2 separate regions of the Homo sapiens genome follow, and region 1 is linked to region 2. Evidence: read pairs that join two places in POLR2A ChIA-PET (ENCODE). Cell type or tissue: B cell. All regions are shown on one strand. Each heading gives the region's core, and the rest is flanking DNA. Links, peaks and the distances in the headings are about the cores only. Region 1 overlaps POLA2 (DNA polymerase alpha 2, accessory subunit). Region 2 has its middle 4.5 kb from the start of MEN1.

Region 1 (2,804 bases), core at 39-2,538, 480 kb after region 2:
TGCCTTGGGGTCATGGAGCTATGACAAGCATGACTGTAAGAGCCTTCACCAGGCTACCAGCAGGGAACTTTACCCTGTGATGACAAGCCTGCATTCTGCCCCACACACACAGAGAAAAAGTCGGTCTGTGGATGCCAGCAGCACGAAAGCCAGTACCTAGGGGGACTCTGTCTGAGAAGGGGGCCCCCCGGTCAGCTAGTGCTGACAATTTCTCTCTGTCTCTGTAGCTACTACCCACTCTACCCGCCCCAAGAAGACATGGCCATTGACTATGAGTCGTTCTATGTTTACGCACAGCTGCCTGTCACCCCAGATGTCCTCATCATCCCGTCAGAGCTGAGGTACTTCGTGAAGGTAGGTTTGAACTCTGCTTTTTCCCAGAAACACCAGAACCCAGTCTTTGACTTTCCCTTCTAGACCACCCGGCACTCACCCCTCATGGGTCAGCTGATGGGGATGGGGCCTCTAGCACCCTGCCCTGTGGCCTTGTTTCTTTGGGGAGGTGGTGGGACCAGAAAACAAACAACTCTGTCAGTAAAATGCTTGAGTAAACAGTGTCCTCTCCTCCCTCCCCAAGAGAACGAGAGCCCAGATGACTAGGAAGGCCCTCAAATGAGGGCTTTCACCAGGCCACATAGAGGTGACCTGGGGAAGATTTCATATGTACACTTGCCTGTCCTCTGCCTCCCAAATTCTGATATGACCTCCAAGTGGGCTCAGCTGGGAATACCTTGAAGAAGCTATTGGGTCATTTTGATCTCTGCCACCCTTTAGCCCTGCCTGCCTTGGAGTTAGGTCCCTTACAAGGAATCTGCCTAGACCAGTCCCCCTCTTGCCAAACAAGAGTTAGTTCAATCTCAAGAGGTTAAAAAAAAGTTTTTCACATGAGAAAGCAGTAAACAGCTAGATCAGGTTTGTCTCCAAGTTTAGGAGCTGATTGTCATTCTGCCAAGTCACCTCATTCTTCTGTTTGAAAGACTTAAAAGGAATTCAAAGCTTTCTAGTGACAAGTTAACATATGTGACTGAGGCCGGGCGCAGTGGTTGACAATTGTAATCCCAGCACTTTGGGAGGCCGAGGTGGGTGGATCACCTGAGGTCAGGAGTCTGAGACCAGCCTGGCCAACATGGTAAAACCCCATCTCTACTAAAAATACAAAAATTAGCCAGGCATGGTGGTGTGGGTGCCTGTAATCCAAGCTACCTGGGAGCCTGAGGCAGGAGAATCGCTGGAACCCGGGAGGTCGAGGCTGCAGTGAGCTGAGATCTCACCACTGCACTCCAGCCTGGGCAACAGAGCGAGACTCCATCTCAAAAAAAAAAAAAAAAAAAGTGACTGAAAATGTGTCTGGTGATTTGGTTGCCTTCGTTTCCATTTTCTAAAACCCTCTTTGGGGTCCAGCCATGTGATGGCACTTCTTTTTCACATTGGTTCCCAGTTAGTTGAGGCTCTCCAAACCTGTCACCTCTCCTCTCCTCCCCAGGATGTCCTCGGCTGTGTCTGTGTGAACCCTGGGCGCCTTACCAAAGGGCAGGTGGGAGGCACCTTCGCCCGACTCTACCTTAGGAGGCCGGCAGCGGACGGGGCAGAGAGGCAGAGCCCATGCATTGCTGTGCAGGTCGTCAGGATCTGAGGCTTCTGTCCTCTGCTGTTCTCTGCTGTGTGGGCCCTTAAAGTCTTAGCCAAGAGCCAAGACATAGCCCTGTGACAAGGTGAACAGTTGGGTGGGAAAGGAGAGAGGAGCCAGCCAGGGAGGGGCAGCTGCAGTGACCAGGCCCAGCAGGGAGGACTTGTGCAGCCGGGCCTGCCTCTGAGTGGTGCCTCTCCTGGAAGGAAGCTCTTGCTTCTCAGTCCATGCTCCGTGTCCAGAAGTAAGCCAGCTGTGGATCCCGCCCACTCAGAAAAGGCGAGAAGGCTTTGTGATTTTCTACATGAATCAAACACAGAAACAACTTTTGGAGAAATTAAATTCTGAGTGTGACTTCTGAGTTTGACCTTTCTTCTATTTTCTTTTATTTATTTATTTTGTTTTTAGACGGAGTCTCGATCTGTCGCCCAGGCTGGAGTGCAGTGGTGAGATCTCGGCTCACTGCAAGCTCTGCCGCCCGGGTTCATGCCATTCTCCTGCCTCAGCCTCCTGAGTAGCTGGGACTACAGGCACCCACCACCACGCCTGGCTAATTTTTTGTATTTTTAGTGGAGATGGGGTTTCACCATGTTAGCCAGGATGGTCTCGATCTCCTGACCTTGTGATCTGTCCGCCTCAGCCTCCCAAAGTGCTGGGATTACAGGCGTGAGCCACCGCGCCCGGCCCCTTTCTTCTATTTTCTTTATCCTGGTAGTAGACAAAGAATGTTGCCTATTTGACCTATGTCCAGAGAAGGCAGAGTGTCAGTCACACTGGGTTTCTATCCAGCCCCAGTCCTGTCCAGTGGGTAACTCTCAGCCCCACTCCTCATCCCCCAAAGGCCCCAGTGACCTCTATGCTGCAGAGGTGCACTGGGTGGGCCCTAGAGCTGGGCTGCAGAGCAAGCAACTGGCTGCATGCCTGGGCCTCCCTGCGCAGTTCCTCACATGCATGCTGTGGTCCCAGCCTGACCTCTCCATCTGGAGGGGGCCGCCTCGCTGGGCTGTTCCAAAGCTGGAGTCCTGGTGGCAGCTGCTTTGCCAAGTCGCGCAGTAGCCAGGGCTTGCCTGCAGCCCAGAACACTCAGACAGGGTCAGGCCTTCCAGGGTTCACAGCACGTCCCATGCCCCTATGTCCTGGCATCTGGGGAAAAGCTGTCACTGGCCAGACGTGGAGT
Region 2 (2,804 bases), core at 175-2,674:
GCACGTGCCTGTAATCCCAGCTATTCAGGAGGCTGAGGCAGGAGAATCGCTTGAACCCGGGAAGTGGAGGTTGGAGTGAGCCAAGATCGCGCCACTGCACTCCAGCCTGGGTGACAGAGCGAGACTCTGTCTCAAATAAAAAAAAAAAAATTAAAAAATAAAAGGCTCTTTGGGAGCAAAAGTCTTGTAGGCTTGGGCTCAGGACCAATGGGAGGAAAGAAATTGGAGACAGTGATAATACAGAAGTCTTTTGGGATCTTTGCAGCAAAGGGAAGGAGGAAAATGAGAGTGCATTAAATAGCTAGAGAAGAGGGGGGTCAAATAGATTATTGCTGGTTAATAAGAGAATTGCGGGAGCGATGGCCTTGGACAGAGAGTGGGAATGCATTCTTGAGTGGCAGGTTTGGCCTTGGCTAGGAGCACAGGCAGTTTATTCGCAAGGACTGGAAAGAAGGCCTACTACCTGGGCATATGTGGTGGGTAATTAGATTTTCTCAGTGAAATAGGAAGCCCAGTGGGTTACCATCTTCTCTCCAGATGTCTACCGGGTTCCCCACCTTCACAATATTGCTCAAACGTCACCTCAAAAAGGCTGACACAGACCTGACCATTCTACTTCAAATCACACCCTCCACTCGAAATTCCTCTATCCATCCCTCAACCCTGCTTTATATATTTTTTTTCTTTTTGTTTTGTTTTTCTGAAACGGAGTCTCACCCTGTCACACAGGCTGGAGTGCAGTGGCTCGACCTTGGCTCACCGCAACCTCTGCCTCCCAGGTTCAAGCAATTCTCCTGCCTCGGCCTCTTCAGGTGCACTTCAGGTGCACGCCACCACACCTGGCTAATTTTTGTGTTTTTTTGGAGAGATGGGGTTTTGCCATGTTGGCCAGGCTGGTCTCAAACTCCTGACCTCAGGTGATCCGCCCACTTCAGCCTCCCTAAGTGCTGGGATTACAGGCATGAGCCACCGCGGCCAGCCCGCTCTACGTTTTTTTTGTTGTTGTTGTTGTTGTTTGTTTGTTTGCTTTGTTAGCATTAACACCTTCTAGACAGGGGCTCTGGAAGGAGGCACTGTTGACGCTTGAGGTCGGGTAATTCTGTGACTGGGGCTGTCCTGTGCATTGTAGGATGACGAGCAGCATCTGTGGTTTCTACCCACTGGATGCCACCAGTTCAGCTCCCGCAGTGGGGACAACTAAAGATGTCTCCAGATGTTGCCAAATGTCCCCTGGGATGCCAAAATAGCCCCAGCTTGAGAACCACTATTCTAACATATGATATGACCACTTTGTTTCTCTGTTTTGAGACAGGTCTCGCTCTGTTGCCCAGGCTGGTGTGCAGTAGTGCAACCATGGCTCACTGCAGCTTTGACCTCCTGGGCTCAAGGTGGTCCTTCCACTTCAGCCTCCGAAGTGCTGGGATTACAGGAATGAGTCACCATGCCTGGCCTGATTTATTTATTGTTTGTCCCCTACCACCAGAAGATAAGCTCTACAGGACAGGAAATGTGTCTGCCGTGTTCACTGATGTGTCCCCTGGGCCTAGAATAGTGTCTGGCACATAATAGGTGTTCAACAAATATTTGCTAAAGAATACACGCATGCATGCAAAGCAGTAGGGTTTTTGTTTGTTTTTATTTTTCTATTGTTTTTTTATTTTTATTTTTATTTTTTTTGAGATGGAGTCTCCCTCTGTCTCCCAGGCTGCAGTGCAGTGGCACAATCTCAGCTCACTGCAACCTCCACCTCCCGGATTCATGTGATTCTCCTGCCTCAGCCTCCCGAGTATCTGGAATTACAGGTGCCCGCCACCATGCCCGGCTAATTTTTGTATTTTTAGTAGAGACAGGGCTTTGCCATGTTGGCCAGGGTGGTCTCAAACTCCTGACTTCAGGTGATCCATCTGCCTCGGCCTCCCAAAGTGTTGGGATTACAGGCATGAGCCATTGCACCTGGCCAAAGCAGTCATGATTAATGATTGACCTGGAATGTAGGCTGTGTGAGGAGGCATGTAAGGACAAGAGAAGGGTGACAGACAGCAAATGTGTAGTAATATCAATGGATTGCAGGTTTCTGTGGGGTCAACCGTCAATTCGAGTTGGGGTGCTAGAGTGGGCTGGAAAGAGAGTGGTGTTGGTTAGAGAGTAGGATGCTTGGCCAGGGGCAGTGGCTCACACCTGTAATCCCAGCACTTAACTGAGGCGGTTGAAAAATTAGCCGGGGGTGGTGGTGGGCGCCTGTAATCCCAGCTACTCGGGAAGCTGAGGCAGGAGAATCGCTTGAACCCGGGAGGCGGAGGTTGCAGTGAGCTGAGATCGTTCCACTGCACTCCAGCCTGGGTGACAGAACGAGACTCTGTCTCAAAAAAAAAAAAAAAAAAAGAGAGAGTAGGATGCTTGAGATTGAAATTATGGGGAGGGGGTTGTCATTATTGGCAAAGAAAAGATCTAGAGCAGAGCTTTCAACAGAAATATAACATGAGCCACAATACGATTTTGGCATTTCTAGCAGCTACTTTTTTTTTTTTTTGAGACACAGTCTCACTCTGTCGCCCAGGCTGGAGTGCATTGGCACGATCTTGGCTCACTACAACCTCCGCCTCCTGGGTTCAAGCAATTCTGCCTCAGCCTCCTGAGTAGCTGGGATTATAGGTGTGTGCCACCATGCCCAGCTAATTTAAGTAGCTACATTTTTAAAAGTAAGAAGCCGGGCACAGTGGCTCATGCCTGTAATCCCAGCACTTTGGGAAGCTGAGGCAAGAGGATCGTTTGAGTCCTGGAGTTCAAGACCAGGCTGGGCAATA

The links. Peaks named below come from ENCODE experiments on the same cell type or tissue, not always from the same donor. Only the 100,000 strongest peaks of a DNase experiment are listed, where the experiment ranks them.
Region 1: POLR2A ChIA-PET joins it to region 2 with 7 read pairs; 2 of 35 experiments call an interaction of 5 or more read pairs at or near these places.

The regions. Positions count from the first base shown.
Region 1 is chr11:65,295,637-65,298,440 of GRCh38, forward strand. It overlaps POLA2 (DNA polymerase alpha 2, accessory subunit), which reads left to right. Exons shown (of 18, transcript NM_002689.4): 17 at 228-354; 18 at 1,484-2,804. The coding sequence ends at 1,633. The region is part of intron 2 of LOC105369344 (a long non-coding RNA gene); the gene reads right to left. Among named protein-coding and RNA genes, the nearest start is that of CDC42EP2, 18 kb to the right of the region's middle. In B cell, for the core only: no CTCF peak of the experiment used is centred there; no DNase peak of the experiment used is centred there.
Region 2 is chr11:64,813,638-64,816,441 of GRCh38, forward strand. No RefSeq gene overlaps it. Among named protein-coding and RNA genes, the nearest start is that of MEN1, 4.5 kb to the left of the region's middle. RefSeq lists an enhancer at 1,139-1,248. In B cell, for the core only: no CTCF peak of the experiment used is centred there; a DNase peak (open chromatin) is centred at 1,184.